2 separate regions of the Homo sapiens genome follow, and region 2 is linked to region 1. Evidence: read pairs that join two places in POLR2A ChIA-PET (ENCODE). Cell type or tissue: GM12878. All regions are shown on one strand. Each heading gives the region's core, and the rest is flanking DNA. Links, peaks and the distances in the headings are about the cores only. Region 1 has its middle 35 kb from the start of RBM47. Region 2 overlaps RBM47 (RNA binding motif protein 47).

Region 1 (15,173 bases), core at 4,132-12,131:
GTCTTGCCCTGTCTCCCGGGCTGGGGTGCAGTGGCACGATCTCGGCTCACTGCAACCTTCACCTCCCAGGTTCGAGCGATTCTCGCGTCTCAGCCTCCCAAGTTGCTGGGACTACAGGTACGTGCCACCATGCCTGGCTAATTTTTGTATTTTTAGTAGAGATAGGGTTTCACCATGTTGGCCAGGCTGGTCTCGAACTCGTGACCTCAGGTGATTCACCCACCTTGGCCTCCCAAAGTGCTGAGATTACAGGCGTGAGCCACCGCGCCGGCCCCTGCTTTATTCTTCTTCATAGCACTTTGGCTACCTGATATGCCTCAGATGTACAAATATGTTTATTTGTTTGTCATTGCCTTTCTCCCGCATGAGGTTTTGTTTTATTCATTGCTGTATTCCCAGTATCCACAATAATTTACAGCACATAGTAGGGAATCAAATATTTGTTGAATGAATTAATGAATCAAGAACAAAAGCACTGCATCTGTTAAATGATTTGGCATTCCTGAGCTATTTCTGCACCTAATCTCTCTCTCTCTCTCAGGGGTATTTGCTAATGGGTCTAATATGGGAAAGATACTTAATTCCATGGTTGTACAAAATCTAGAATACAGAAGATTAAAACCTGGAGACAAGGCCGGGTGCAGTGGCTCAAGCCTGTAATCCCAGCACTTTGGGAGACTGAGGTGGGCAGATCATCTGAGGTCGGGAGTTCAAGATCAGCCTGACCAACATGGAGAAACTCCATCTCTACTAAAAATACAAAATTAGCCAGGCATTGTGGCACACGCCTGTAATCTCAGCTACTTGTGAGGCTGAGGCAGGAAAATCGCTTGAACCTGAGAGGCGGAGGTTGGAGTGAGCCAAGACTGCACCATTGTACTCCAGCCTGGGCCACAAGAGCGAAACTCCGTCTCAAAAAAAACCAAAAAAACAAAAACCTGGAGACAGTGTGGTGTAAGAATGAAGTCCTTCAGGCCAGGCGCAGTAGCTCACGCCTGTAATCCCACCACTTTGGGAGCCGAGGTGGGTGGATTGCCTGAGGTCAGGAGTTCAAGACCAGCCTGGCTAGCATGGTGAAACCCCGTCTCTACTAAAAATACAAAAATTAGCCGGGTGTGGTGGCACACACCTGTAGTCTCAGCTACTCAGGAGGCAGGAGAATCACCTGAACCCAGGAGGCGGAGGTTGCAGTGAGCTGAAATGGCAACACTGCACTCCAGCCTGGTGGTGACAGAGTGAGATTCCGCCTCAAAAAAAAAAAAACAAAAAAAAAAACGAATGAAGTCCTTCCTTGCCTTTCAATAGGCGTGTGACCTAGGAAAAGTCATTTACTTCTTTTAGCACCAGATGTCTTATCTTTTAAATGCGGGTAATGATAGGGTGCTGTTTGGAAGGACTAGAGCAGATGGGATCTGGCGATTTCTTCTTACACTAAGATACTTTGAAATTAGAGCTCAGTTGGTAGGGAATTAGGAAATGTTGGTTTTAGCCCTATGTTAAATGTAAACTGAGTGTATAACATAGGGCTAGTCCTTTAACCTCTCTAGAACTCCAGATAAACCAGAATTTCTTTGAGGTCCCTTTGAGGTCAGCTCTCAATCACCTGCAGGCATTGGGAGGAACCAGGTTGACCAGATGTCCTGGTGTTTGTGAGACCTTAATCTCTGTCCCTCCAGGGCTTGAGTCCACCTGTTGTTTGGTAGAGGTGAGGCTTGTAAAGTAGGTATTTTCTGTAAGTATTTTCAGTAAGTATTTTCTGAGCACATGTTTTGTGTCATGTGCTGGGGATACCACAGTGAACAATGCAGACAAGGCCCCTGTCCTCTCACATTCTAGGGATAAGAAACAGACAATAAACAGGTAAATGGAAAATAAATCAAGACCGGGCGCAGTGGCTCACGCCTGAAATCTCAGCCATCTGGGAGTCCGAGGTGTGCGGATCACCTGAGGTCAGGAGTTCGAGACTAACCTGGTCAACATGGTGAAATCCCCCATCTCTACTAAAAATACAAAAATTAGCCGGGCATGGTGGCGCACGTGTGTAATCCCAGCTACTCGGGAGGCTGAGGCAGGAGAATCGCTTGAACCCGGGAGGCAGAGGTTGCAGTGAGCCAAGATCACACCACTGCACTCCAGCCTGGGTGATAGAGTGAGACAGTCTCAAAAAAAAAAAAAAGAAAGTAAAAAAGAAAATAAATCAAGACTAGTGTGATATTGCAGTATAATAAAAAATATATATTTAGTCTTTGTCTTCATTTCCCGCCTAGAGCTCCTAAAACCTTTGTAATTTCCCAAGTGATAATTTGAAAAGAGTGTCTTTTGTTACTCATAAAAAGCCCCTTTCAACTATACCTGAGTTTTTTGTTTTGTTTTTGTTTGGTGACAGGGTCTCACTCTGTCACCCAGACTGGAGTGCAGTGGCATGATCACAGCTCGCTGCAGTCTCGATTTCCTGGGCTCCAGCAATCCTCCTGCCTCAGCCTCCCAAATAGCTGGGACTACAGGCACATGTCTGGCTGTATTTTAAAATACATCTGGCTAATTTAAAAAAATTTTTGTAGAGGCAGGGTCTCACTGCGTTGCCCATGCTGATCTTGGGGTCCTCCTGCCTTGGCCTCCCACAGTGCTGGGATTACAGGCATGAGCCACTGCACCCGGCCTACACCTTCACAAGTTCGTGAAGTGACTTTGGGAAAACCCCTAAGGAGGGGGCGCTGGCTGTCAGGGGAGCTATCTTTGTGATTAGACAGTTGAAACTTTCGGCCCCACCGTTCAACCTCTGGGGAGAGTCGGAGGGTTAAAATTTGAGTTCAATCAGTAATGGCCAGTGAGTTAATCAATCATGCCCACATAACGGAACCTCCATAAAACCCCTACACAACAGGGTACAGAGACCTTCCAAGTGAGTGAACAAACACATCAAGATGCTGGGAGGTCAAAAGGATGTGGCTGGAGAGAAAAAAAAAAAGATGCTGGGAGGGTGGCATGTTTGGAGAGCATGGAAGCTCCACCTGTCCTCATACCTTGCCCTGTGCATCTTTTCCACCTGGCTGCTCCTGAGTTGCATCCTTTACAATGAACTGGGTGATGGTACGCAAAGCGTGCTCCTGAGTTCCGTGAGCCATTCTAGCAAATTATGGAACCCAAAGAGGGGATTGTGAGAACCCTTTATTTATAGTTAGTTGGTCAGAAGTATAGGAAGCCCACCGGTTCCTGCACAGTTTTCTGGGCATAGCAGCTGTTCTCCTTCCTACTCCAGCTGTTTCAGGAGCAACAGAATCAAGGTCCTCTAGGCTCAGGGAGACAGGTTATGAATTTAGACCTTGACCTTAGGCCTTGACAACAGCAGATAACTACTAATTAGAACTGGGTGGCTGGGCCAGATGCAGTGGCTGACACTTGTCATCCTAGCACTTTGGGAGGCCAAGGTGGGAGGATCACTTGAGGTCAGGAGTTCAAGACCAGCCTGGCCAACAAGGTGAAACCCTGTCTCTACTAAAAGTACAAAAATTAACTGGGCATGGTGGCATGCACCTGTAATCCCAGCTACTCAGGAGGCTGAGGCAGGAGAATCACTTGAACCTGGGAGGCAGAGGCTTTTTTGAGACTCCGTCTAAAAAAAAAAAAAAAACACTGTAGGAATCCCAGGCTTGCATTTTGGCATCAAAGGGTAGTCTTATGGGACTGAGCCCTTCCCCAGTGGGGTCTGTGCTAACTCCAGACAGTTAGTGTCAGAATTGAGATAAATTGTAGGACACCCAGCTGTTGTCTGCAGAGAATTGGTGAATCGCTTCGTGTGAAAAACCTACCTGGTTTTCCTGACATGTGTTGTGTTGTCAGAAGTGTTCTGTAGGAGTATAGAAAAAAAGGGTTCTTTTTTTCCTTTTCACTAGTGATAAGTGCTAGGCAGGAAATAGAAGAATGATATCATAAAGAATAGCAGATAGGATCTGTTGAGTTAACTCAGATCAGGAAAGGCCTTTCTGGAGCATTTAAACTGAGCTTTAAGGGATGAGAAGAATCCAGCCATGGGAAGAGCCTTCCAGGCAAGGGAAAAGGCGAGCACAACCCTCGAGGCCTTGAGGATGGAAAGGGCCGGGCTGCCTTAGAACCAGACCAAGGCCAGTGTGCAGAGGGTGTAGTGATTGAAGGCACAGTGGATGAGGTGAGGCTGTGAGGCAGGCAGGAGCTCTTCATGTGAGTGAGGCCTTAAAGGCAATGGTTAGGGGGAACCATTGCCCCAGTTTGCCCAGAACTGAGGGTTTCCTGAAATGCAGGACTTTCAGTGCTGAAATCAAGAAAGTCTTGGGCAAAACAGGATGAGGTCACCCTAGCCATGGTAAGGAATTGTGCCAAGCTGATATTGTGCTGTACTTAGTCTGCAATAGGCAATCACTGAGGGTTGTTTTTTTTTGAGACAGTTTCGCTCTTGTTGCCCAGGCTGGAGTGCTATGGCGCGATCTCGGCTCACTGCAACCTCCACCTTCCAGTTTCTTTCTTTCTATTTTTTTTTTTGAAACGGAGTCTCACTCTGTCGCTCAGGCTGGAGTGCAGTGGCGCGATCTGGCCTCACTGCAAGCTCTGCCTCCTGGGTTCACGCCATTCTCCTGCCTCAGCCTCCCGAGTAGCTGGGACTACAGGCACCCGCCACCATGCCCGGCTAAATTTTTTTGTATTTTTAGTAGAGACGGGGTTTCACCGTGTTAGCCAGGATGGTCTCGATCTCCTGACCTCGTGATCCCCCTGCCTCAGCCTCCCAAAGTGCTGGGATTACAGGCATGAGCCATCTAGCCCAGCCAACCTTCTGGTTTCAAGCGATTCTCCTGCCTCAGCCTCCAGAGTAGCTGGGATTACAGGCACCTGCCACCACTCCCGGCTAATTTTTGTTTGTATTTTTAGTAGAGACAGGGTTTCACCATGTTGGCCAGGCTGGTCTCGAACTCCTGACCTCGTGATCCGCCCGTCTTGGCCTCCCGAAGTGCTGGGATTACAGGCGTGAGCCACCGCGCCCAGCCGGCAATCACTGAAAGGTTTTAAGTAGGAAATGATGCCCAGTGATTTCTGATTTTAAAGGTCACTCTGGCTTTTGTGTGGCGAATGCTTAAGAAAGGAGCAAGTTGGAAAAAGAGGTGGCCAGTTAGCCAATTATTACACTCCTCCATGCAAGAGATGATGGGGTATTGAAATAGATTGAAGATGGAGAGAGATGAATGGATACAAGATACATTTTGGAGGTAGAATGAACAGGACTTGGAAATGTATGTGGAGAAGGCAAAGGAGTTAAAGATGATATCTGGAGCAGCACAACTCACAATTGCAAAGATGTGGAACCAACCTAACTGCGCATCAAGCAATGAGTGGATAAAGAAAATGTGGTATATATACACCATGGAATACTACTCAGCCACAAAAAGGAACGAAATAATACCTTTTGCAGCAACTTGGATGGAGCTGGAGGCCATTATCCTAAGTAAAGTAATTCAGGAATGGATACCAAATATCATATGTTCTCACTTATGAGTAGATGCTAAGCTATGATGATGCAAAGACATAAGAATGATGTAATGGGCCAGGCATGGTGGCTCACACCTGTAATCCCAGGACTTTGGGAGGCTGAGGTGGGCAGATCATGAGGTTGAGTTCGACACCAGCCTGGCCAAAATGGTGAAACCCCATCTCTACTTAAAAAATACAAAAAGTAGCTGGGCATGGTGGCACACACCTGTAGTCCCAGCTACTTAGGAGGCTGAGGCAGGAGAATAGCTTGAACCCAGTAGGCAGAGGTTGCAGTGAGCCGAGATCGTACCACTGCACTCCAGCCTGGGCAACAGAGTGAGAATTTGTTTGAAAAAAAAAAAAAAAAAAGAATGATATAATGAACTTTGGGACTTGGGGTGGGGGGAAAAGTCAGGAGGGGGAAGAGGGATAAAAGACTACATTTTGGGGTACAGTGTACACTGCTCAGGTGACAGGTGCACTAAAATCTCAGAAATCACCACTGAAGAATTTATCCATGTAACCAAAAACCACCTGTACCCCCAAAACTATTGAAAGAAAATTTTTTTAAAAGATGATACATGCACTCTGGTTTTACTATCTACTTAATTGGTTTTGCCAATAGAGAGAAATCTGAGGAGAACCTGGGTGTGGAAGTTCAGAGCAGGCAAGGATGGAGGTACCTGGAGTTCCATTCAGAAGAAAATGTGATACTCAGAATGAAAACACTCTTATTGTTAATGTTCAGGGTATTTTGTAACCATTAGCTAATTAATTCTCAAAATAGTTGTTCTGAGTTGTTAATTACCTAAATCCCATTTTACAGTTTCTGGAGAAGAGCAAGTGTCAGTAATTTGCCTAAGGCTAGACTAAATTGTAGAACTGACAGCAGCACCAATTAATTCCTGGTAGTCTTATGTTCTGCCAATCTTTTAAAAGAGGAGCTCTTAGTTGGGATGAGTAAATTGAATGATGTTTGGGAGAGTAAGGCATAGACTTAATAGTCTGAGGGTTGTGCTTTGACTTTCCCTCTTATTACGTAGGTGACATGGGCACATATAAGAATAATCCTTAGTCAGGCTGGGAGCGGTGGCTCACGCCTGTAATCCCAGCACTTTGGGAGGCTGAGGTGGGTGGATCACGAGGTCAGGAGTTTGAGACCAGCCTGACCAACATAGTGAAACCCTGTCTCTACTAAAAATACAAAAATTAGCTGGACATGGTGACGCACAGCTGTAGTCCCAGCTACTTGGGAGTCTGAGGCAGGAGAACAGCTTGAACCTTAGAGGCGGAGGTTGCAGTGAGCTGAGATCACGCCACTGCACTCCAGCCTGGGCAACAGAGCAAGACTCTATCTCAAAAAAAAAAAAAAAAAAAAAAAAAAGAATAATCCTTAGTCTTAGTTTACTCATCCATAAAATAGTAATTTTTATCTTATTTTATCTTAGAAAGTCAAATGTTCAACATTTTCTTACTTTTTGCGGTGTCCTCTATCTAGAAACAATTTTGCCCAGAAAACTGTTAACCTATTAGAGAAATCTTCTTTGATCACCCTATAATAAATTAACAGCAGCCACCTTTCACCTAAAGGTACTTTTCACCCCACTTTAGCCAAGTTTGATTTCTCTTTATAGCACTTATTACCGTCTGACCTATTATATATCCATTTTTATAAGATCATAGATTTTGTCTGTTTTATTCCCTGCTAGTATCACCCATGTCTAGAACATTGCCTGGAACAATATATGAGTGCTCAATAATATTTGTTCAATAAATTAAATGAAATTATGCACATAAAATACTTAGCACAATATCTGCTCATGATAGAAACTCAGTAATTGTTAGCAGTTGCTATATCAGAATAGGAATTTGGAGACGTACTCAATTTTATACATTCCTTGCCTAAGAAACTTTTAAAGCAATATTTTTTTATATATCTTTATTAAAAATAACTTTTTTTTTTTTGAGACGGAGTCTCGCTCTGTTGCCCAGGCTGGAGTGCAGTGGCGCAATCTCGGCTCACCGCAAGCTCTGCCTGTTAGCCAGGATGGTCTTGATCTCCTGACCTCATGACCCACCCGCCTTGGCCTCCCAAAGTGCTGGGTTACAGGCGTGAGCCACCACACCTGCCCAAAAATAACTCTTTAGGCCGAGCATTTAATGCTCATACCTGTAATCTCAGCATTTTGGGAGGCCAAGGCAGGAGGCTCACTTGAGGCCAGGAGTTTGGGACCAGCCTGAGCAACATAGAGATACCCTGTCTTTATATAAAAAATAATAATAATAAATAAAATTTTAAAAATAGTCTATTCCTGGCCAGATGCAGTGGCTCACACCTGTAATCTCAGCACTTTGGGAGGCCAAGTTGGGTGGATCATTTGAGGCCAAGAGTTCAAGACCAGCCTGGCCAACATGGCTAAACTATGTCTCTATTAAAAATACAGAAATTAGCCAGTTGTGGTGGCAGGTGCCTGTAATCCCAGCTACTTGGGAGGCTGAGACACAAGAATTGCTTGAACCTGGGAGGCAGAGGTTGCAGTAGTTGAGATTGCATTACTGCACTCCAGCCTGGGAGACAGAGCAAGACTCAGTCTCAAAAAATAATAATAATAATAATTTTTAAAAATAAAATTATATATATAAAATATATATTTGGGCTATTCTTGAAACAGCATACCAGTTACGTACTTCATTTTATTAATTTACAAAAAGTCTTTATATTCCTTGGTGATTCTCATTATTATTTTGTGGATAAGTTATGTGGCTGTGAGAACAAAGCAAGCCCAGGGCTGAGTTTTTTATTTTATTTTATTTATTTGTTTTTTCTGAGATGGAGTCTTGTTCAGTTGCCAAGGCTGGAGTGCAATGGCACAATCTCAGCTCACTGCAATCTCCACCTCCTGGGTTCAAGTGATTCTCCTGCCTCAGCCTCCCAAGTAGCTGGGATTACAGGCATGCACTATTATACCTGGCTAATTTTGTATTTTTAGTAGAGATGGGATTTCACTATGTTGGTCAGGCTGGTCTGGAACTCCTGACTTCAGGTGATCCATCTGCCTCATCCACCCAAAGTGCTGAGATTACAGGTGTGACCCACCGTGCCTGGCCTCAGTTCTTTATTTTAGAAGTGGGTATCTTTTTCTCTAAACAAAAACAGAGTCAAATATATGCTATATAATCAGTGAGTTTGCAAACAAGGATTCCAGCTCCTTCTGATAGATCAAAACTAAACATGCTAGGTTTCAAATCTGGTATGGGGGAAAAAAAAAGAACTAAACATGCAAACCAACAGGTTCCTAAAACTATCGGTGAGTCAATTCAACTAGAAAAACAAAAAACACTCTCCTGGTCATGGCTGGGCCAGAGTGGGTGGAGGAAAAAGCTAAACGTTTACTCATAAAGACTCTGATTCACTTAGAAAAAGAAAAAGCCAGATGCCATGCGACTGGGATTTGTGTTCACTGCACTGAGGAGTACAGAGCCTTCGTACTCTCAGGGATGACAAGCCATTATTTCACTCTGAACACAAAGAACGGTTGCTTCGTGCACCCTTCACTATGATTAGCTCTTGCAAATAGAGGATGAAGAATTGAACCCGAGAGGACCTTGGCTGTGGGCCAAGGGCTCAGAATTATTTATTTTACTTTCGTTAAGAAAACAGTATAAGAGGGCCATGTCTAATAGCCTATTTCTTCATGGGCCCCTGATTTAGGCGCAACGGGATAATAACCACACACTCTTCTCTCTGAGAGCAATAGGAGTTTTCTTCCAAGAGACCCTGGCTGCATGTGCTGGTTTGAGCCAGTGGTGTGCTGGTGGATGTTTAACCACCAGCTTGGGGGAGGCAGAAGGGCTTGTCTGTAGTGTTTGCTGATTTCTGCAGTGTAAATATTCCCACTCTGGCTGATTTCAAGCTACTAATCTGACATCACTGAATGAAGAGTTGGGAAGAAAATGTGAAGTAGCATACTGTTATATACAATTTCCACTGTTCAAATATGGCCAGGTGCAGTGGCTCATGCCTGTTATCCTAGCACTTTGGGAGGCCGAGACAGGTGGATCATTTGATGCTAAGAGTTAGAGACCAGCCTGGCCAACATAGTGAAACCCCATCTCTACTAAAAATACAAAAATTAGCTGGGCGTCGTGGCGGGCACCTGTAATCTCAGCTACTCGGGAGGCTGAGGTGGGAGAATCACTGGAACTCAGGAGGCAGAGGTTGCAGTGAGCCAAGATCATGCCACTGCACTCCAGCCTGGGAGACAGAGCGAGACTCCATCTCAAAATAAATAAATAAATAAACAGGCTGGGTGTGATGGCTCACACCTGTAATCCCAGCACTTTGGGAGGCCGAGGCAGGTGGATCACCTGAGGTCAGGAGCTCAAGACCAGACTGGCCAACATGGCGAAACCCCGTCTCTACTAAAAATACAAAAATTAGCCGGGCATGGTGGCACATGCCTGTAATCCCAGCTACTAGTGGGGACTGAGGCAGGAGGATTGCTTGAACCTGGGAGGTGGAGGTTGTAGTGAGCTGAGATCATGCCACCGCACTCCAGCCTGGGCAACAGAGCGAGACTCCGTCTCAAAAACAAACAAACACAATTGATGTAAATAACCTTAAAAACATAAACCACAGTGAACTGTAATAAAATCATTAGGAAGTGATAAGTTTTGAGTATGTATTGCTCCATTGTAAGTGTAATGTATTTCATCGTAAGTTCATATAATTTAATTTTAGTAATGGCTGTGTTTAACAACTGGCTTACAGACTTTCTGAAAATTTAACAGTTGGCTCTCCGGAGCCCGTCAGAGCAGGTTCAAGGTGCCCTGCTGATGTGAACCCTGAGGCAGGAGTCCTGTGTGGTCTGGGGCCAGGAAGAACACAGCAGACCCATTGCTTCAAAATGGAGCTCACCATTCTCTTCAGGGGTTCTCTTTTCTCATTCTGTGAGAATTGTCATTTTAGCATGCCTTGCCTCATTTTACTCATTAGCAAAACAGAGAGAAGACCACTCCCGTTCCTGGTTATGGAGACTGTAGGCTACCTGTGATTTTACAAGGGAGGAAAGTAAGTCTCAGAAGAGTCATATAATGATAGTGGTGGTGATGATGATGATGATGATAGTTGACACTGGTTAAACTTGTACTATATACGCCAGTTACTGTGCTAGATGCCTTACGTAACATCTCATTTGAACCTCATAAAAATCATATGGGTAGGTGCTATTATTTGTATTCTCATGTTGCAGATGAGGAAACTGAGACACAGATGACTACACAGTATTTTCTGATTCCACTTCTAGAAAGAAGTTAAGTCAAGATGGAAATTCCGTCTGTCTGGGCAAATTGCTCCTGCTCACAGCTGCTATAATCATATAGTTTGTAAGTGAGGCGGGGGTTGGCAGGAGTCAAGGGTTGGGGAGTGGGGGTGGTGGTCAAACATAGGTCTTCCAGTTCCTGTGGTGGCATCAAGATTGAAAAAGGTGAACTTCTGTGGTTGGTTCATTGTTTTTATTCCTAGTTTATCTGTGGAAAAAGGAACGTTCTGAAGAATTGAACCACTTGGTTAAATGAGTTGAGTGATCAAGAATGAATGCACAAAAAAATAAAAAAGACTGTCTCTACAAAAAAATAAAAAAGATTGTCTCTACAAAAAAATAAAAAAGAATTAGCCAGATGTAGCGGTACATACCTGTGGTCCCAGCAGTGAGCTATGATCACACCACTGCACTCCAGCCTGGGCCACAGAGTGAGACCCTGTCTTAAAAAAAAAAAAAAAAAAGAGGCCAGATGCGGTAGCTCATGCCTGTAATCCCAGCACTTTGGGAGGCCGAGGGGAGTGAATGACCTGAAGTCAGGTGTTCAAGACCAGCCTGCCTAACATGGCGAAACCCTGTCTCTACTAAAAATGCAAAAAATTATCTGGGTGTGGTAGTGCATCTGTAATCCTGGCTACTTGGAGGCTAAGGCAGGAGAATCGCTTGAATGCAGAAGGCAGAGGTTGCAGCGAGCTGAGATGGCGCCACTACACTCCAGCCTGCGTGACAGAGACTCTGTCTCAAAAAAAAAAAAAAAAGGAATGATCATGGGCTTCTCCTAGGCTTCCTAAGGTGCCTTTGAAAACAGGTAACTCTCCAGATTTGAGAAAAAGTGATTGTGACAAAAACTCACATCTTCCATTTCCTTTCTTAAATAGAAATAACATGCTGTGTGTGTTAGAGATAGGACAGTTATAGATATCTTTTTTTTTTTTTTTTGAGACGGAGTCTCGCTCTTTTGCCCAGGCTGGAGTGCAGTGGCACAATCTCTGCTCACTGCGAGCTCTGCCTCCCGGGTTCACACCATTCTCCTGCCTCAGCCTCCCGAGTAACTGGGACTACAGGCGTCCACCACCACGCCCAGTTAATTTTTTGTATTTTTAGTAGAGACAGGGTTTCACTGTGTTAGCCAGGATGGTCTCGATCTCCTGACCTCGTGATCCGCCCGCCTCGGCCTCCCAAAGTGTTGGGATTACAGGCGTGAGCCACCGAGCCCGGCCTAGTTATACATATCATCATACCTTCTTTTTTTTTCTTTTTTAAGAGACAGAGTTTTACTCTGTCATCCAGGCTTGAGTGCAGGGGCACAGTCATAGCTCACTGCAGCCTCAAACTCCTGGGCTCAAGGTGATCCTCCTGCCTCAGCCTCCCGAGTAGCTGGGACTACAGGCACGTGCCACCGTGCCTGGCTTTTTAAATTTAAATAAATTTTGGCAAATCCACAAGTGGAATATTAACAGCCTTTTTAAAAGAATTAGGTGGATTCAAAAGCACATACAGAAATCAGTTACACTTTTGAATTACATTGCAACTAAAAAAAAGCAAGGGCAGAAAAGTGTGATAGTATGTCATCATTTATGCAAAAAGAGATAAAGGAAAGGTACATATGCATATATGCTTGTCTACCTGCTTCGTATCTCTAAAAGGATACACACACACACACACGCGCGCGCGCACGTACATACCCAACGGTTACCTCTCGGAGCCTAGGGGATTGGAGTGGAAGGGAGATGGGACTTTTTACAGCGTAGCATTTTATTTTATTTGTCCTTTATCCGTATGCATGCAGTACCTGTTCAAATAAATAACTTTTTTTTTTTCTTAGAGACAGGGTCTCACTCTGTCGCCTAGGCTGCAGTACAGTGGCACAATCATAGCTCACTGCAGCCTTGACCTCCCAGACTACTCTCTCAGCCTCCCAAATGTAAATTTTAAAAACCACTTTCACATACGTTATCTTTTCCATCTTCATTATAACCTTATACTATAGTAGGGCAGATTGTATTCTTCCCAGTTAGGGATGAGAAAATGGAAGTCCAAAGAAAAGTGACTGACTCAGTGTTACCCAACAATGTAAGTGGCTGAGGTCAGGTGGAGACAGCCTATGGCTCTAAAAGTAGGTGGGACTGCATCCAAATTGTCTCATTTTTAGCCCTCGTTTGTGTTTTTTCCCTCTGAGGATTCATCATTTATTAATAAACAAGGGACTTTTTTAAAAAGAAAAGGAGATAAATGTGATGTGGGAATGTTAAAAAAGAAAGAAAAGAAAGAAGAGAAGAGAAAAAAAGAAAAGAAAATCCAGGACAGGCACTGTGGCTCACTCCTGTAATCCCAGCACTTTGGGAGGCCAAGACAGGCGGATCACCTGAGGCCAGGAGTTCAAGACTAGCCTGACCAACATGGAGAAACCCCGTCTCTACTAAAAATACAAAATTAGCTGGGTGTGATGGTGCATGCTTGTAATCCCAGCTACTTGGGAGGCTGAAGGAGGACAATTGCTTGAACCTGGGAGGCGGAGGTTGCAGTGAGCCGAGATCGGGCCATTGCACTCCAGCCTGGGCAACAAGAGCGAAACTCCATCTCAAAAAAAAAAAAAAAAAAATCAATTCCAGAGTAGTTACAAACATAAACTCTGGAACCAGGTGGCCTAGGCATGAATCTGGGCTTTTTCACTTACTGCTGTGTGACATTGGGCAAGTTATTTAACCACAGAGAGGTTAAATAACTTGCCCAATGTCACACAGCAGTAAGTGGCAAAGCCCAGTAAATGTAAGATGGCCATAGTAATACTACAGTTCAGGTTATTCAGGTATTTTTGTGAGAATCAAATATGTTCATACTAATAAAGAGCACTTACATAGTGCCTGGCACAGAACACGTTACAGAAGTGTTTGTTAAATCAATAAAAATATACCAATGCCCTTTTGGTACCTTAGGATCATCATTCACCAAAAAGCTGCTTCTTTTCTTGGCTTTGTGTTTCTATCACTGAAGAGGACTCCCATTTATTCTTTGAGAGTGAAGACTATGGCTTCATCATTTTTCACTGTATCCTGCACAGAGCCTTGTATACAGTAGGTGCACAACAAATGTTTGATAAATTGAGACGTTTAGACTCCAGACCCAAATATGCTGCTTAAAGTCTTGGAAAACTCTGCCCCAGCATTCTCTGTCATTGGCAATATGGCTTTTAGAACTATTTTTTGATAATAAAATATAATAAAATATATCATTTTAATGATTGCTATATATTTTTTTTTTTATTTTATCTTTTGTAGAAATGAGGTGTCACTATATTGCCCAGGCTGGTATCAAACTCCTGGCCACAAACAATCCTCCTGCCTCAGCCTCCCAAATTGCTGGGGTTACAGGGCATGAACCACCGCACCTGGCCTAGTGATTTTTTTTTTTTTTTGAAATGGAGTCTCTCTCTATTGCCCACGCTGGAGTGCAATGGTGCGATCTCGGCTCACTGCAACCTCCACTTCCTGGGTTCAAGCGATTCTTTTGCCTCGCCCTCCTGAGTAGCTGGGATTATAGGTGCCCGCTACCATGCCTGGCCAATTTTTTATATTTTTAATAGAGATGGGGTTTCACCATGTTGGCCAGGTTGGTCTCGAACTCCTGACCTCTGGTGATCTGCCCGCCTCAGCCTCCCAAAGTGCTGGGATTACAGGCGTGAGCCACTGCATCTGGATAGAAATATTATTTTCTATGTCCACAATTTAAGCACTCTATACATAACAACTCATGAATCTTTACAGATATTCTCCCATATAGCTTGGTGCATACGAATGTGATATTGAAGTCTGTATGTGTCAAAGTAAAAATTATTGTGGGAAGCCTGAGCACGGTGGCTCATGCCTCTAATCCCAACACTTTGGGAGGCCAAGGTGGGTGGATTACTCGAGGCCTGGAGTTCAAGACCAGCCTGGCCAACATGGTGAAACCCAGTCTCTACTAAAAATACAAAAATTACCAGCCTGGCCAACATGGCGAAACCCCATCTCTACTAAAAACGCAAAAATTATCACCCTGGCCAACATGGTGAAACCCCATCTCTACTAAAAATACAAAAATTACCAGCCTGACCAACATTGTGAAACCCCGTCTCTACTAAAAATACAAAAATTAGCCAGACATGGTGGCAGGCGCCTGTAATCCCAGTTACTCGGGAGGCTGAAACAGGAGAATTGCTTGAACCCTGGGAGGTGGAGGCTGCAGTAAGCCGAGATTGCACTAGTGTACTCCAGTCTGGGTGACAGAGTGAGACTCTGCCTAAAAAAAAAAAAAGATTGTGGGAGCACTAAAGGTGGAAGGATGGGGAAGGCAGCAGCACTGTGAAGAGAAAACTGT
Region 2 (17,237 bases), core at 4,668-12,667, 210 kb after region 1:
AATTGTTCCAGGAGTTTAGTAGACCTGGGAAATCATAAATTTCCTGACACCTGAATTTTTCATTTTAAATACTCTAGGTTCAGTGAAACTCTAGATATGTATTTTCTGTTCATTTCCATTCTTAATTTAAGTGCATATTTCTTGAGTTTCTTTAATTAATGTAGTTGTGCTTTTTATTTAAATTTGTAAGAATTTCCAATTGTCTCTAACTGCCTAGTTTAATTATAGAGACTGGGAAAACTGATTTTCCTTCTCTTCCTTCTTCTTTTAATAAGTATCTTTTTTTTTTTTTTTTTTTTTGAGACAGAGTCTTAACTCTGTCACCCAGGCTGGAGTGCAGTGGTGCGATCTTGGCTCACTGCAACACCTGCCTCTGGGGTTCAAGAGATTGTCCTGCCTCAGCGTCCCGAGTAGCTGGGACTACAGGCGCCTGCCACCATGCCTGACTAACTTTTGTATTTTTAGTAGAGATGGGGTTTTGCTATGTGGGCCAGGCTGGTCCTGGACTCCTGACCTCAGGTGATCCACCTGCCTCAGCCTCTCTGGAGTGCAGTGGCACAATCTCACCTCACTGCAACCTTCACCTTCCTGGTTCAAGCAATTGTCCTGCCTCAGCCTCCCAAGTAGCTGGGATTACAGGCGTGAGCCACCACACCCGGTCTATTCCCATTTTCCAGTTGAGTGAACTGAAGCTTGGGAGAGTAAGTCACTCACCTGAAGTCACACAGTTAATAAATGGTATTGAACTCAAGCGGTTGAGCTCTGGCATGCAGGAGCTCGAGCTCAAGCACTGTAATAAGCAGCCTCTCAAAATACCTTCAGATAAAAGAGTGATTAAAAACTGCCTTCATGGGCAGGCCTCATTTATGTGCCTATTTCCTTGTGGCATAAAATCTCTACCGAATTCCTGAGACAGTATAGCAGAAGCTAAGCATATCAGTTAAGGCCAAAAGAAAAAAGAAAAAAAAAAAAAACAGTGATGGAAATTTTATAGCTCCCTGGCCAGTACCTACTTTACCAAGACGGCTCAAGGGATATTAACATTGGCATTCAATATAATCCATTAGGGGTTGGTGTGGCTTTTCCATGTGACATTCCTGATGCCTGGGCATGTGTTAGAAATGCCAGCTCCTGGCCAGGCGTGGTGGCTCAGGCCTGTAATCCCAGCACTTTGAGAGGCCGAGGCGGGTGGATCACCTGAGGTTGGGAATTTGAGACCAGCCTGACCAACGTGGTGAAACCCCGTCTCTACTAAAAATACAAAATTAGCTATAGGCATGGTGGCACATGCCTATAATCCCAGCTACCCGGGAGGCTGAGGCAGGAGAATTGCTTGAACCTGGGAGGCGGAGGCAGAGGCTGTGGTGAGCCAAGATAGCGCCATTACACTATTGCACACCAGCCTTAGCAACAAGAATGAAACTCTGTCTCAAAAAAAGAAAGAAGAAAGAAAGAAATGCCAACTCCTGTACCAAAGCTGGCCTATTCATTCTCTGATGGGCTCCTTTCGGCCATGCAGAAATACCACCAGATAGTACCTGGGTATGACTATTTGTACCCAGTTCTATATGCAGGTAAACCACAAAAGTTTTTTTAAATTATTTTTATTATTAATTTTTTTTAGAGATAGGGTCTTGCTCTGTTGCCCAGGCTGGAGTGCAGTGGCACAATCATAGCTCAATGCAGCCTTGAACTCCTAGGCTCAAGCAATCCTCCCACCTCACCCTCCCCAGTAGCTGGGATTTCAGGCATGCACCCCCATGCACGGCTCTCCCACAAAACTTAGTAAATAGATACGTGAAAAAAATGTCCAAAGCAATTTGGTGGATGTTAGTTATAAAAGGAAACTCTTTTTGTAGCTTTGTCCTACCATGTTTCTTGCAAAAGACAGTGCACATTCATTCATTCTTCTATCCATTCATTCTTTTATTCAAACATTCATTCAGTGCCAGGCACTGGGGATAAAATAAGCATCACTGCCTTTGAGATGCTTCAAGTGTAGCTAATAAAATAAACTATAAACACTATTGTTTTAACTTTTCTAAGACATTTCAAACAATGCATAAAGAAGTGGAAAGAGCCTTTAATATCTAAAATCACTTCATAATAGAAGGCGAATTTTACTTTTTCTGTGTTAAAGGACCTGTCTCAGATGGTCTCATTTCTAATAGAGTTCTTTGGAAAGACTTAGAAACAAATGAAATTGATAAAAGAGCCCACAATATTCACAAATACCACAGGATGACGCAGGTTCCTACTCATATCAATGAACTCATGGTGCTTACTTTTCCAAATTTTTAAAGTAAACAAGCCATGGGGTATTAGAGTTTAACCTTCGCCGTATGTTTGCAGAAGGACCTGTTTTTTAAGCTATCTTTTTTTGTTTTTCACTGTGTACCCAAAAAAGGAAGAAAAGAAAAGGGGGAAAAAAAAACAATTATCACCAGAGCTGGAAAGGTGGAACAACATTGAAACAATGCAATGAATAAAAAGAACACATATTTTCTGGATTAAAGTTGTATTTAATGCATTTTGTCTTTAAGTGATCCCCCACCAGAAAGTTCACTTCCTTTTTTATATTTTCTCATAAACAGCCTACTATGGTCATATTGTCATAAATATAGTTGATTTTGAAAATATTTTTAGCTTCCAAAATACCCCACATTAAACTTAAACATTTATAGAAGAAAGTATTTTAACTCATGACTTTTTCAATGTTGAGAGTATTCCTGGGCGAATGCTATTCTACTATAATTATTGCCTTGAGATAACTGGTCAATGAACATGACATCAACATAATCAGGATCTGTTTTTTTCTATAGTAGCAGATATTGTTTCCTAGTTGCAACTGAAATGACTAATGTTCACCAAATAAAAGCAGAAGGTCACACCTAAAACTGAAGCTAATGTTTGACTATGTCAGTCTGTTTCAGAGCCTTTGTTTCAGGACAGGCAATTTGTCATTTGTTTTACAAAAAGACCTATGTTATTTTTGTATACTACTATTTGACATACCACCAGAAGGTGCATATTGTACATGTATTCATGTGTAATATAACACAGTAATAATAGACCATACTGTTACTATATAACTACTACTTGCAAACTACTAATATAGTTTCAAATTAGGAGGAGAAGACTAGCATTCACACACCATTATAATGACTGTAAGTTTATGTTTGGGAACGTTCACTTTCATTTTGTTTTATTTTGTTTTATTTAATTTTATTTGACTTTATTAGAGGTGGGGTCTCATTATGTTGCCCAGGTTGGTCTCAAACTCCAAGGCTCAGGTGATCCACCTACCTCAGCTTCCCAAAGTGCTAGGACAGCACACCCAGCAAAAAGTTCACTTTCTAAATCTGTTTGAGCATAAATTTAAGAAAATTTTTTTAAACTTAATCCCCAATGTGATAGTAAAATTTAAGAAGTTTAACGAATGAAAAATACCCTTGGCTGGGCACAGTGACTCATGCCTCTAATCCCAGCACTTTGGGAGGCTAAGGCCAGTGGATCACTTGACGTTAGGAGTTCAAGACCAGCCTGGCCAGCATGGTGAAACCCTGTCTGTACTAAAAATACAAAAAAAAATTAGCTGGGCGTGGTGGTATGCACCTGTAATCCCAGGCTGAGGCACGAAAATCACTTGAACCTGGGAGGTGGAGGTTGCAGTGAGCTGAGATCGTGTCACTACATTCCACCCTGAGTAAACAGCCTTTTACACACAAATTTTAAAATGCCTTTTTTTTGTTTTTTTTTTTTTTTTGAGATGGAGTCTCACTCTGTCACCCAGGCTGGAGTGCAGTGGCACTATCTTGGCTCACTGCAATCTCTGCCTCCTGGGTTCAAGTGATTCTCCCTGTCTCAGCCTCCCAAGTAGTTGGGATTACAGGCACCAGGCCACCACGCCCGGCTAATTTTTGTATTTTTTAGTAGAGATGGGATTTCACCATGTTGGCCAGGCTGGTCTTGAACTCCTGATCTCAGGTGATCCGCTCCACTTGGCCTCCAAAAGTGCTGGGATTACAGGCGTGAGCCACCACGCCCGACCCCCACAAATTTTAAAATTTTTTAAAATTCTATCTTTTATATTTGGACTCTCTGGGTTTGGTTTGGTTTTGGATATAAAACAACTCTACTGCCAAAAAGAAGTTAAATTATAAAGTATCACCCCAAAGATAAGGCATCTTTATAAAATTACAATCACAAATTTGCCATTATCTAATTGTGATTTTGAAGTAAGCACATGATCGCCCTCCTTCTCAGTTTCTCCATCAAGAAAATGAGGCTGGCCGGGCGTGTTGGCTCACGCCTTTAATCCCAGCACTTTGGGAGGCCGAGGCAGGAGGATTGCTTGAGCCCAGGAGTTTGAGAACAACTTTAGGCAACGTGGTGAGACCTCATCTCTACAAAAAAATAAAAAATTAGCCAGGCGTGGTGGTGAGGACCTGTAGTCCCAGCAACTTGAGAGGCTGAGGTGAGAGGATCCCTTGAGCCTGAGAGGTCGAGGTAGGAGGATTGCTTGAGCCTGAGAAGTTGAGGCTGCAGTGAGCCGTGATCATGCCACTGCACCCCAGCCTGGGTGACAGAGCCCTTGTCTCAAAAAAAAAAAAAAAAGAAAAAAGAAAAGAAAAAAAAAAAAGAAAATGGGACTAATACTTTTGTATAGTATTGTTGGTATATATAGATATATAGGAATAGTATGTACAGGAAATATATATCTATAAATTCTCAGTAACTTGAATCATATTCTTAACAACACAGGAAATTTCCTATCTAAAAGAACACTATTATGAATTTTTTGCAATTAAAGATGACTTTTATAATTAAAAAGTAATCATGCATCAAACTACCAGTTCATATATTCAACTTCTGGCACATAAAGTTTTTCTAAGAATATTATGCCCGGGTTTCTCTCTTAAACCTGCTTCAGTAATTGTAATATTTTAATTTTAACATGGTATATGACACCATAATTAGTTAACAGGCAATATTTAGGGCCTACTACATTCAATGGGTAGGCACAAAGCTCCCGTGCAGGAATACAAAGTAGTGATAAAAAGAACATAATACTTACATAATTAGAAAATATAAAAGAGAACATAGTAGTAGCCATTATAACTACACATTTCACATGTACAGTGTCTTAAAGCACTTTCTCACATAAATGTAGAAGGTAATATCTGTGTAAATGCCCTTTCAGTTTGTCCATAAACATTTGGGAGTGAATCCCCTCAGGTTCTTTACATTTTAATTTTAAAAAGTATCTTGCCAGGCAGATAATTAACGACTCTAAACTGTGACTACACAGTTGTCTACAAAAAGAAGATCCTTGAAAAACATTTATTCTTGACCATCTGAAATAATAACAAAGGGCCTTGAGCATTTACTGTAGCCAGGTACTTTTTTCTTTTTTGTTTCTTTTTGTTTGTTTGCTATGAGGCAGGGTTACCCTCTGTTGCTCAGACCGGAGTGCAGTGATGCAATCACGGCTCATTGCAGCCTTAACCTCCTAGGCTGAAGCAATCCTCCCACCTCCGCCTCCTGAGTAGCTGGAGCCACCACACCTGGCTAATTTTTGTATTTTTTGTAGAGACAGGGTCTCACTATGTTGCCCAGACTGGTCTGGAACTCCTGAGCTCAAGCAAGCTTCTCACCTCAGCCTCCCAAAGTGCTGGGATTATAGGCTTCAGCCACCACGCCCAACCAGCCAGGTACTTTTTAATCCTCCCAACAATGTTAATGATAATATTATCACCATTTTATAGATGGTGAAGCTGAGGCTCAAGGAGAGAAAGTGACTTGTGTGATGGCATTTGTTTTTCAAGTAGTACAGTCAAGAGATAGGAAGCGAGGCAGTCTGGCTCCAGAGCCTGGGCGTGGAATCACTGCCTCATCACAGTCCCATGTTCTCACTTGAACATTGCGATTACGTGAATTCTAGTCCTTCAACATTTCCATTTAAGAATTTAATTCCATAGGTTTTTAAGTCTAAAAACATAGTTTGAATATGTTAACTCCTTTACAAAGAGCCAGAAATAGGCTATGGGACAGTTTGCAGAACTCTTTGAAAGCTTAGAAGAGTGGTGGGGAGAGTGCAGAGGGGAAGCGATGGGGATGGTAGAAAGTAATGATTTCCCAACAACTTTACCATGTGTCTGTACTGGAAATTCCTTCCACTCTATCAGCCAATGTCCATTTCTCACCAATCGTGGTCTTATCCTGTTAACACTGGCTATTGCTAAACCTGCTGTAAGTAAGTAAGTAGCAAAGAATGAGTATCATGGTAGAAAGAGCTTTGGCTTTGTCATCAGATTGACCTACATTTCAATTCTGTAAGTTGGGTCAAGTTATTTGATACCCTCAATCTCCTGATCTTTAAAAAGGGGCAGTATGGCCAGGCGTGAGCCACCACATAATTTCAGCACTTTGGGAGGCTGAGGTGGGCGGATCACCTGAGGTCAGGAGGTCGAGACCAGCCTGGCCAACATGGCAAAACCCTGTCTGTACTAAAGATACAAAAAAATTACCCGGGCATGGCGGCACTTGTCTATAGTCCCAGCTACTCGAGAGGCTGAGGCAGGATTCGCTTGAACCCAGGAGGCGGAGATTGCAGTGAGCTGAGATGGTGCCACTGCACTCCAACCTGGGTGACAGAGTGAGACTCCATCTCAAAAAATAAATGAATAAAAATAAGTAAATAAATAAATAATAAAAAAATTAAAAGGGGGCACTAATAGCTAACACTGATCACACCCTTACTTAGCTTCATTCTAAGCCCTTGGCTATCTCATTTATTCCTCACAGTGATGCTTTGAGATAGCGATAATTATTACTAGTCTCATTTTGCAGGTGACGATAATGAGGAATCAGGATTTTAAATAGTTAGTTTACCAATGTGTCACACAGCTACACAGCTGAAGAGCTAGGGCTCAAACCCAGGAAATCTGACTTTAGAGCAGAGGTTGGCAAATGTTTGCAGTAAAGGTCCAGACAGTAAACACTTTAGATTTCATAGGCCGTATCATCTCTGCTGCTACTTAACTCAACTCTGCCACCGTCCCCATAAATGCAGCCACAGACTATATGTAAACGAATGGCTGTGGATTATGTGCCAACAAAACTTTATTAAAACAGCCAGGGAGTCAAATGTGCAGGTCTCCAGCAGGCGTCTACCCCGTACTCTAGAGCCCACATTTAAAATTTCCACTCATAGAAATGTCATGAGAAATCAAATTACACATACGTGTTCAAAAAAATAGTTAACTATCATTAACTTGGGAGTTTTAAAACCATACATTAAGGAAACTCTTGGAGAGATTATTTCTTTCTTTTTTTAAAAAAAAAAATTTGACCTCTGAGAGCAAAGAACAAGAGAGATTATTTCTAATTCATCTCCTTCCCTGTAGGGAGGATTGCATTTAAGCTGGCTATTCTCTTTTAGCGCTGCTCTGTTCTTAGCATGTAAGTGAAATACACTCTCCAGCCACTTCTCCAGAAATACTAGACATGGGGTGGGACAGTATCCTCCTCTGAAATTCTCTCATGGTGCTAACTGCTGACAGTCAGCAGAAGGTCTCACTCATAAAGATGTTCAATAAAATGGAGTTCATCTTCATCATCTTAATCAATTATTTAACATCATTGTGTATTGCATTGGCAATAACATGGCATATGATAACATAATTAGTTCTAAGTGTAAGAGGATAAGTAGAACTTCTACTGCTGCATAATTTCCATCTGTCTCTAAATATAATTAAACAAGAAATGTGCAGATTTTCAATCCTCGGCTACATGTGATAGCTGGCTTATTCCCTGAAGTCTGTCTTGGCCCACAGTCCATCCTTGCTTGTGCACTTTACTAAGCCACTGTCTTCATTTTGGCACTCAATCAATGTTTGTTGAAGGAAGTTTTGTGACCTCCTAGGGCTGAACAATCTTATATGGTTTTTTATGTTCCCTCCCACCCATTTCTAGCACAGTGCCTTGTACAAAAATAAGTAATCTTTAAGTATTTATCGCTATTAATTATGTTATTAAGAAGGAAATGGGCCGGGTACAGTGGCTCAAGCCTGTAATCCCAGAACTTTGGGAGGCTGAGGCGGGCAGATCACAAGGTCAGGAGCTCGAGACCATCCTGGCCAACATGGTGAAACCCCGTCTCTAAAAATACAAAAATTAGCTGGGTGCAGTGGTGGGTGCCTGTAGTTCCAGCTACTCGGGAGGCTGAGGCAGGAGAACTGCTTGAACCCGGGAAGTGGAGTTTGCAGTGAGCCAAGATCAAGCCACTGCACTCCAGTCTGGGTGACAGAGTCAGACTCTGTCTTAAAAAAAAAAAAAAAAAAAAAGAAGGAAATCACAGTCCATTTAATTATTTGACAAATATTTATTGTCTTTTAAGTGTCAAGCTTTGAGGAGTTTATGATAACCAAGAAGAGACATAAATTCTGCTCTCTCAAAGTTTACATTCTAATTGTAGAAAAAAGGCTTAAAAAAAAACTGCAGTAGTGTTATGTATTATGAAAAGGCGGATGTTTATAATAGACGGTAGATTTGACCTGGCGGACGCTAGACTAAGGCTGACAAGATACAGAACTTCAGGTTTATCTCGTGCTTTTAATTCCTGAGTTTTCGGTCTCTTGTCCCCTTATAAACACTACTCAGGCCTCCTGCTTGCTTAGCAGAATACTTCATAAACAAATTTATAAAATCGTTTCTATTCCTCTGAATAAATAAAACTCCTGGTGCAAGAGCTACTCATTCTTTCACTGAGGACTCAGCCTGAACTTCCTAGTCATGGCTAAAGCTTCGTGGCTCTCCACTGTCTACCACAGAAAGTGAGAGACTTAGACCCTTCACAATCTGGTTTCATTTTCTTTTTGAGCCTCATCTTCTGCCCCATATCCACCTCCTACATTTCAGCTATTTGAGACCATTCCAGCATTTTTGCAAATGCCCACCTTTGCTCATAATGTTCCCTCTGCTCTGTCTCCTCCCTTTCCTTCTTTTTTTTTTTTTTGAGATGGAGTCTCGCTCTGTTGCCCAGGCTGGAGTGCAGTGGCATGATCTCGGCTCATTGCAGCCTCTACCTCCTGGGTTCAAGCAATTCTCCTGCCTCACCCTCCCAAGTAGCTGAGACTACAGGCACATGCCACCACACCCGGCTAATTTTTGTATTTTTAGTAGAGACAGGGTTTTGCCATGTTGGCCAGGCTGGTCTCGAACTCCTGACCTCAGGCAATCTGCCCGCCTTGGCCTCCCAAAGTGCTGGGATTACAGGCATGAGCCACTGTTCCTGGCCTCCCCTTCCTTCTTCATCTACCCTTGCCAGACTGTGAACTCCAAGGAACATGCAGTAGCCACCACTGTATCCCCAAGCATCTAGCACAGCCTCATACGCAGCCAGTGCTCAATTAGTGTTTGAATGAGCGAGGGAATGAATCAATTCATATGCAAATATTGTTTAATCATTTATTTTACCACATCATTGCCTTTTGCCTACAGACCTGTACAGATGCTGACTTTAGTACCAGTGAATTGACTGTATCCCAGAAGCCCATTTTCAGTGATTGTTCATAGTATGTCTTTAAAAAAAAACTGTAAATTTTAAGTAAGGGTTATTGCATTATTGAAGAAACCAGTAATGACATTTGAAAACAGCCCAAGTCTTAAAAACCAGATTGTCAGCAGTTCTCATGTGTCCATGTAGCAGCGGGGTCGGAATTTAAATGAGACAGTTGGATGCTTTAGACTGATTTCGGCAGTGATGTTTCTATGACCCAGGCCTGTCAAGTTTGCTGTGATGACAAGTCAATTAGACAACAGAACCATTCTTAACAAGCCTTTATGGTAGCTGTTGTTTTGTCTGAAAATTAAATTGATAGTGTTTCAACCAAATTAAATGAGTATTATTGTATCACAGAGACACTTACCTCAAACCCTTGAAAAATGTTGCACGTTTCTCAGTCTTGATAGCCTTGACTTTTTTTTTTTTTTTTTTTTTTGGTAGCTACTGCGCCTTGCCATGCTGCCCAGGCTGGTCTCGAACTCCTGGGCTCCAGCGATCCTCCCACCTCAACCTCACAAAGTGCTGGGATTACAGGCGTGAGCCACTGTGCCCGGCCAGCCTTGACTATTCGTAAGAGCCAGATCAAGACACCAGGCCCATGTTGAGGGAGGGCTGTAGAAAATAACAACTTCTTCTCTATTTAAAAAGTACCTACCATGTGTGCCAGTATATAATCATATTACACAGCTCCAAGATAGACTCCACCAGTAATTCTCGACAGAAAGCAATTTTATGCGCACCCCCTGCCCCCAGATTTGCAATGTCTGGAGACATTTCTGGTTGTCACAACATTGTGGAGGTAGGGGGCTTTTGCATCTAGTGGGTAGAGGACAGGGATGTTATGAAACATCTGAAAACACACAAGACAGCCCCTCATAACATAGAATTATCACAAATATCAATAGGGCTGAGGTTCAAAAACCCTGGGTTAGAGAACACCTATATTCCCTGAGCAGCTCAAATTCTGGGATTTTATGAAATTAGATAATATATGTGAAATAATTTTTTTTTTTCTTTTTTGAGACAGAGTCTTGTGTGTCACCCAGGCTGGAGTGCATTGGTGCGATCTTGGCTCACTGCAACCTCCGCCTCCCAGGTTCAAGCAATTCTTCTGCCTCAGCCTCCCAAATAGCTGGGACTACAGGTGCATGCCACCACGCCTGGCTAAGTTTTATATTTTTTTTTTTTCAGTAGAGACAGAGTTTCACTATGTTGGCCAGGCTGGTCTCAAACTCCTCAACTCAGGTGATCAGGCCGCCTCAGCCTCCCAAAGTGCTGGAATTATAGGCGTTAGCCACCTTGCCCAGCCTGAAAGAATTTTATAAATTGCAAAACACTGTATGAATTCAAGCTAGTGTTAAATGATAGAAGCCACTGTGGCTTCTCCTTCCTTTTCCTTTCTGGTGTCTGCCAGTCGGCCTTTCTGTTCCTTGCCAGATCCCTCAAAGGCTTAGGTCAAAGGAGCCAAGGTAAGGAGTGAAACTAGAAGTCCCTCCTACTGTTTGTTCATGGATTGGAAAAACGTTGGCCCGGGAGGCATATGTGTGCTGAATTTGTGAGTTTCATTTTTGTTGGTTTCAGCATTACCCCATCAACCTTTAGAGACAAAGTGTAAGTAATGCTTATTTAAAGGGAACAAGGCCAGGTGCGGTGGCTCACACCTATAAAACCAGCACTTTAGGAGGCCAAGGCAGGCGGATCATTTGAGGCCAGGAGTTCGAGACCAGGCTGGCCAACATGGTGAATCCTCATCTCTACTAAAAAAAGTACAAAACTTAGCTGGGCGTGGTGGTGCATGCCTGTAGTCCTAACTACTCCGGAGGCTGAGGCAGGAGAATCACTTGAACCCGGGCGGTGGAGGCTTCAGTGAGCTGAGATGGCGCCACTGCACTCCAGCCTGGGCGACAGAATGAGATTCCGTCTAAATAAATAAAGGGAACAAGATAATAGTTTCCTAACTGGTATTTGTGTGCTGCCAAACCCCTGCAGAAAATCTCCCCACTCCACCCCTTTCGGGAGGGTGGCTTCAGCCGTCTTGTAGTACACAGCAGGCCTCCCTGAGAACCCACAGCAAAAGGCCGCATTCTCAGGTGTGTGTTGATAGAAACGTCTGGGAAAATTGAGCCTCTTGGCTTTGCATCTGTTTATCATACACAAGCATTCATTGAATGATGTGCTTTGACATAACAAAATCTGTACAATCATCAACACAATTAAGACCCATTATGAATGAACGCTTTCTCAGATGAGCGAGGGGTGGGCAGAAGGCATGGCCCGGAATGTCATTATTCCCTTGTATCTTCAACCTCCCAGGATTTTACCTAAAGAAAGGAGAGTCAAGGAGAGATGTTTATGTGCCCCAAGGGCCATGCTTTTCAGTAGCAAGAGGTCCCTGCCTGTGATAGAAAAAAAGAGCCCGTGTTTCAAAGTCTTCGGCTTATTGTTTGACCTCCCAAGTAAATTCCATGTTCTGCCTCCATTTTGAGTGGAACTCCTTTTCCACTTTCAAACTCTGAGGTAATAGAAACATCCTGGTGCCAGGGGCCTGCCCGAGAGTGGGCGTGTCCTCTCCAATGTTTATTCTACTGGGTGGTGGTAACTTGGACCAAGGCAGTAAGATAAATGCTCAGGGTAAGGCCAAATCTTGGAAACCTTTTGCAGAAACTGTTTTTCTCTCTGATTTCCTACCCCACCCCCTCCTTCACCCCAAGTTTGGGGCAACATCTTCCTTTACCAAATAATCAAATAATTTTTCTGTAAACCATGAGGTTATTCTGAACTTTTGTGAGAGACTCCTCTCTAAAACACAAACTATGGCTTTTAAGTGGCATTCTTTAAAGTAATAATAATAATTGCCAAACTTTTTAAACAAATTGTGTGCCACACATTGCCAAATGTCACTTAGTCCTGGTGCTGTTACTAGAACCATCTTAGAGATGTGGAAATGGAACTAAGGTGATTTGCCTGAGGAGACACAGCTAGTAAGTGGCACAGTCATGACTTGAACTTAGATCTCTGACTCCAAAGCCTTTGCTCTTATGTGCATTGTGTGTGTTAGGTCATGCTTAAGACGTGATTATTAGGACAAAATTTTATGGTATGAATAAGGAACATCAAAATAGAAATCTAACCACAGAGATAGAATTATCTCTTGGATCAACACATTTTAAAACCCTCCACTGAATTAAATTCCAGGTAGTGATTGGAAGACACTGTACCCCACTGTATATAGCTTCAAATTGCAATTTGTCAGTTGGTCAGCAAATAAAGCTCTCCCAAGAATTCCAAATTGCATACTCATCTCAAACACACACACACACTCAAACACACACACTCACACTCACACACACACACTCTCACAGTCACACTCCAAGAGCTGTGAACCAAAGTTAACTTGTAGTCTTATTTATTTATTTATTTATTTTGAGATGGAGTCTCACTCTGTCACCCAGGCTGGAGTGCAGTGGCGCAGTCTCGGCTCACTGCAACCTCTGCCTCCCGGGTTCAAGCAATTCTCTACCTCAGCCTCCCGAGTAGCTGAGATTACAGGCACCCGCCACCATGCCTGGCTACTTGTTTTGTTTTTTTATTTTTTTATTTTTATTTTTTTGAGACGGAGTCTCTCTTTGTCACCCGGGCTGGAGTGCAGTGGCACGATCTCGGCTCACTGCAAGCTCCACCTCCCGGGTTCACGCCATTCTCCTGCCTCGGCCTCCAGAGTAACTGGGACTACAGGCGCCTGCCACCATGCCCGGCTAATTTTTTTGTATTTTTAGTAGAGATGGGGTTTCACTGTGTTAGCCAGGATGGTCTCGATCTCCTGACCTTGTGATCCACCCGCCTCAGCCTCCCAAAGTGCTGGGATTATAGGCGTGAGCCACTGCGCCTGGCCTGTTTTAAATTTTTAGTAGAGATGGGGTTTTACCATCTTGGCCAGGTTGGTCTTGAACTCCTGACCTTGTGATCCACCCGCCTCAGCCTTCCAAAGTGCTGGGATTACAGGCCTGAGCCAGTGCAGCGGACCGGTAGTCTTATTAATTCTAGAGTAAACTCATGCATGATTTTGATCCTAGGTAAACACTGGTATGTAAACATTGATAATATTTCCCAGTAGTACACTGGTATCCTTTGCCCTCTAAAATGTCCCAGTTCAAAGTTAAAATCCTAATGAAAGCTACTCTGAACAAACGCTAAAAAGAGAATTCAAATCCTTGATGATGTCTGCTTTACCTGTTTGCCTTGAAATTTTATTTTAACCCAACAAGTTCAAACTCTCCCTAAAACATAACAAAAATCCCTAGTTCAGAATAATAATAGCTTGATTTGAAGGTATATTTTTTCTGCTTGTTTTATATACAAAACTGTGAGTAAATGATTTATTTCAAATATATTGCCATGTTTATTTAATGCTAGCAGCCTTCAGTGAAGACTCATGCATTTTTAGTGTTGGGAAGAATAGCTGTGTGCTGGGAGGGTCCTACCTCAGGGGATTTGGCATCTACATAGATGGTTGGACATTTTGCATCCAATGTGGCAAGTCTCTTCATGTTCTTTCTGGGAGAGCTTCTGCAAAGTGCTTTAGCCAAGGATTAGGTGAGAAACAGGCTTACACATGGATGCATAAGCCACATCACCAGTGGAGAATCACACTGCCAGACAGCTTACCTGCTATGAAAGGAATCTGGGAGACTCTGATACACTAGTCTCCACCAGAACTCACAGGCTAGGCTTCTCTACTGACTGGTTTAAAGTTGGCTGGGATAACCTCTTGCCTGTTTTCCCATAAACACAGAATCCTACATGGGGCAAGATTCTTCCCTCCAGTTCAATTTTTTTTTTAAGTTTTATTGTCTTTTTTCCTTTTTTTTTTTTTTTTTTTTTTGAGACTGGGTCTTGCTCTGTCACCTAGGCTGGAGTACAGTGGCACAATCATAGCTCACTGCAGCCTTGACCTCCCAGGCTCAAGTGATCTTCCCACCTCAGCCTCCCAAATAGCTGGGACCACAGGTGTTACGCCACAACACCCAGCTAATTTTTTAAATTTTTGTAGAGATGGGGTCTCACTATGTTGCCCAGGCTAGTCTCAAGCTCCTGAGCTCAAGCAATTCTCCTGCCTCAGCATACCAAAGTGTTAGGATTAAAGGTATGAGTCACCACGCCCAGCCTTAAGTTCAGTTTTCTTGTGCTAACATTCCTTGATCACTTAGTGCTAGGTTCTGCACTAAGAACTTTACACAAATCATTTTACTTAATCCTCATCACAGCCCTATGATGAAAATCAGACTCCCAGGGTTCACACACCAGCTCTGATGCTCATTAACTGAGAATCTACTTAGCCTCTCTGTGCCTCAGTTTCCCTATCTGTAGGGTGGAGACCCTAGTCGTATACCATATAGACACTGTGAGGATTAGAATGAGTTAATATGCACAAGCATAGCACTCTGCCTGTCACATAATAGACATTCAGTAAACATTGGTTAATACAGTCATCATTTTAGAGATGAGAATATAGATTCTTAATGATGTTAAATGGCTTTTCTCAAGGTTCACAGCTAGAAGTAGAGGAACTAAGATTTGGACTTCAGACTGTCTGACTCTAGAGACTTGCATTTATTCAACATGCTACGAAGCCTAAACCAGAATGCCCAGTCCCTTTTAAAACTGTCACATGGTGAATGGATGAAACTGGGGAACTCTGTGTTATTTATCTAGATATTTTGATTTGCTCACAGATAAGTTTCTACTTCTGAAGTATACTTATTATTCATTCTGTCCACACTTCTGCCCCAAGCAAGAATCTCAACATTCAGGATATGGTATTTCACACTAGTCCCCAGACACCCCTGATATATTTAAAAGCAAAATTCTGATGGTATATGGGCTTTTAACTTGGGGAACTATGGCCTTATCAGAAACGAATGTTAACAATGTTGAGGTGTATGACCCTTTTGAAGCAGGCTCTGGTCAGTAACCATGAGTACAAATACCTCAATTCTCACCTATTTGGCATTTGAAGCGTAATTCAGTTAACTGAGTTCACTTAACTCAGAAGTCAGCTCCACAAGGACGAGGTCCACCATAGCTAGCACAGTATCTGGCACATAGCAGGTGGTCAATAACTATTTGCTGAATGAATGAATGAATGAATGAAAACAAACCCTCTTGTATCTCTTTTGGAATTTTAAGAAATTATTAATATATAAGTGTCAGGAGCTGAGCCAACAACCTTCATCAGATATTTTCTTCTTCCATGTCTCATAAATTTGGCCATTGGAGTTAAACGGAAAACAGCTTGGAAGAGGGGGAAAGGCAGCTAAACAACACTGTCTTTTTTTTTTTTTTTTTTTGAGACGGAGTCTCGCTCTGTCGCCCAGGCTGGAGTGCAGTGGTGTGATCTCGGCTCACTGCAAGCTCCGACTCTCGGGCTCACGCCATTCTCCTGCCTCAGCCTCCCCTGTGGCTGGGACTACAGGCGTCCACCAGCACACCCAGCTAATTTTTTCTATTTTTAGTAGAGATGGGGTTTCACCGTGTTAGCCAGGATGGTCTCAATCTCCTGACCTTGTGATCCGCCCTCCTCGGCCTCCCAAAGTGCTGGGATTACAGGCATGAGCCACCGCGCCCGGCCAAACAACACTGTTTTAAAATATGTTAGAATTTAAGGCCGGGCACAGTGGCTCACACCTGTAATCCCAGCACTTTAGGAGGCAGACAGATCACTTGAGGTCAGGAGTTCGAGACCAGCCTGGCAAACATGGTGAAACCCCATCTCTACTAAAAATACAAAAATTAACCGGACATGATGGTACGCACCTGTAATACCAGCTACTCAGGAGGCTGAGGCAGATAAATCGCTTGAATCCTGGAGGTGGAGATTGCAGTGAGCCAAGATCATACCACTGCACTCCAGCCTGGATGACAGAGTGAGACTCCATCTAAAAAAAAAAAAAACAGTTAGAATTTAAAAATTAGTCCTGAAATTAAGTTATCATTCAGCATAGGAAAACTATTATACGTAGCAAGCAGAATCTAAGAGCTTCAAGGATGCGCTCTTCCACATCTCCTAGACCAGGGGTCAACAGAGCCGGAGAGTAAATACCTTAGGCTTTATGAGCCACACTGTCTGGGTCTCAACTATTTCGCTTTGCCATTGTAGTATAAAAGCAGCCACACATTATCTTTTCTTTTTTTTTTTTTTAAGGATAGGGTTGTGTTCCAATACAATTTTATTTATAGAAACAAACAGCAGGCCATATTTGGCCCACAGCCATAGCTTGCCAATGCTAATCTAAAGCACATATAATTACAATAAGTTAAGCATTTCATTACATCTTTGAGAGAAGGGTCATGTTAGCTGTACAGTTGTCTTTTTCAAAGTAACTTGAAAATCTTTTCCTTTTCGTTATTGTTGTTGTTGTTTTTGAGACAGGTTCTCACTCTGTTGCCTAGGCTGGAGTGCAGTGGCGCAGTCACAGCTCACTGCAGCCTCAACTTCCTGAGCTCAGGTGATCCTTCCACCTCAGCCTCCCAAATAGCTGGGACTACAGGCACACACCACCATGCCCGGCTAATTTTTGTACTTTTTGTAGAGATGGGGTTTTGCCATGTTGCCCAGGCTGGTCTCGTGCTCCTGAGCTTAAGCAATCTACCTGCCTCAGCCGCCCAAAGT

Evidence for each region. ChIA-PET counts read pairs that join two places held together with the same protein. Peaks named below come from ENCODE experiments on the same cell type or tissue, not always from the same donor. Only the 100,000 strongest peaks of a DNase experiment are listed, where the experiment ranks them.
Region 2: POLR2A ChIA-PET joins it to region 1 with 11 read pairs; 5 of 35 experiments call an interaction of 5 or more read pairs at or near these places.

Annotation. Positions count from the first base shown.
Region 1 is chr4:40,657,194-40,672,366 of GRCh38, reverse strand. No RefSeq gene overlaps it. Among named protein-coding and RNA genes, the nearest start is that of RBM47, 35 kb to the right of the region's middle. RefSeq lists enhancers at 1-85, 8,567-8,706, 10,179-10,684. In GM12878, for the core only: no CTCF peak of the experiment used is centred there; DNase peaks (open chromatin) are centred at 6,297 and 8,886; H3K4me3 peaks cover 1,069 bases; H3K27ac peaks cover 1,268 bases.
Region 2 is chr4:40,443,952-40,461,188 of GRCh38, reverse strand. All of the region lies in intron 3 of RBM47 (RNA binding motif protein 47), which reads left to right. Among named protein-coding and RNA genes, the nearest start is that of RBM47-AS1, 26 kb to the right of the region's middle. In GM12878, for the core only: no CTCF peak of the experiment used is centred there; a DNase peak (open chromatin) is centred at 8,832; H3K4me3 peaks cover 194 bases; H3K27ac peaks cover 449 bases.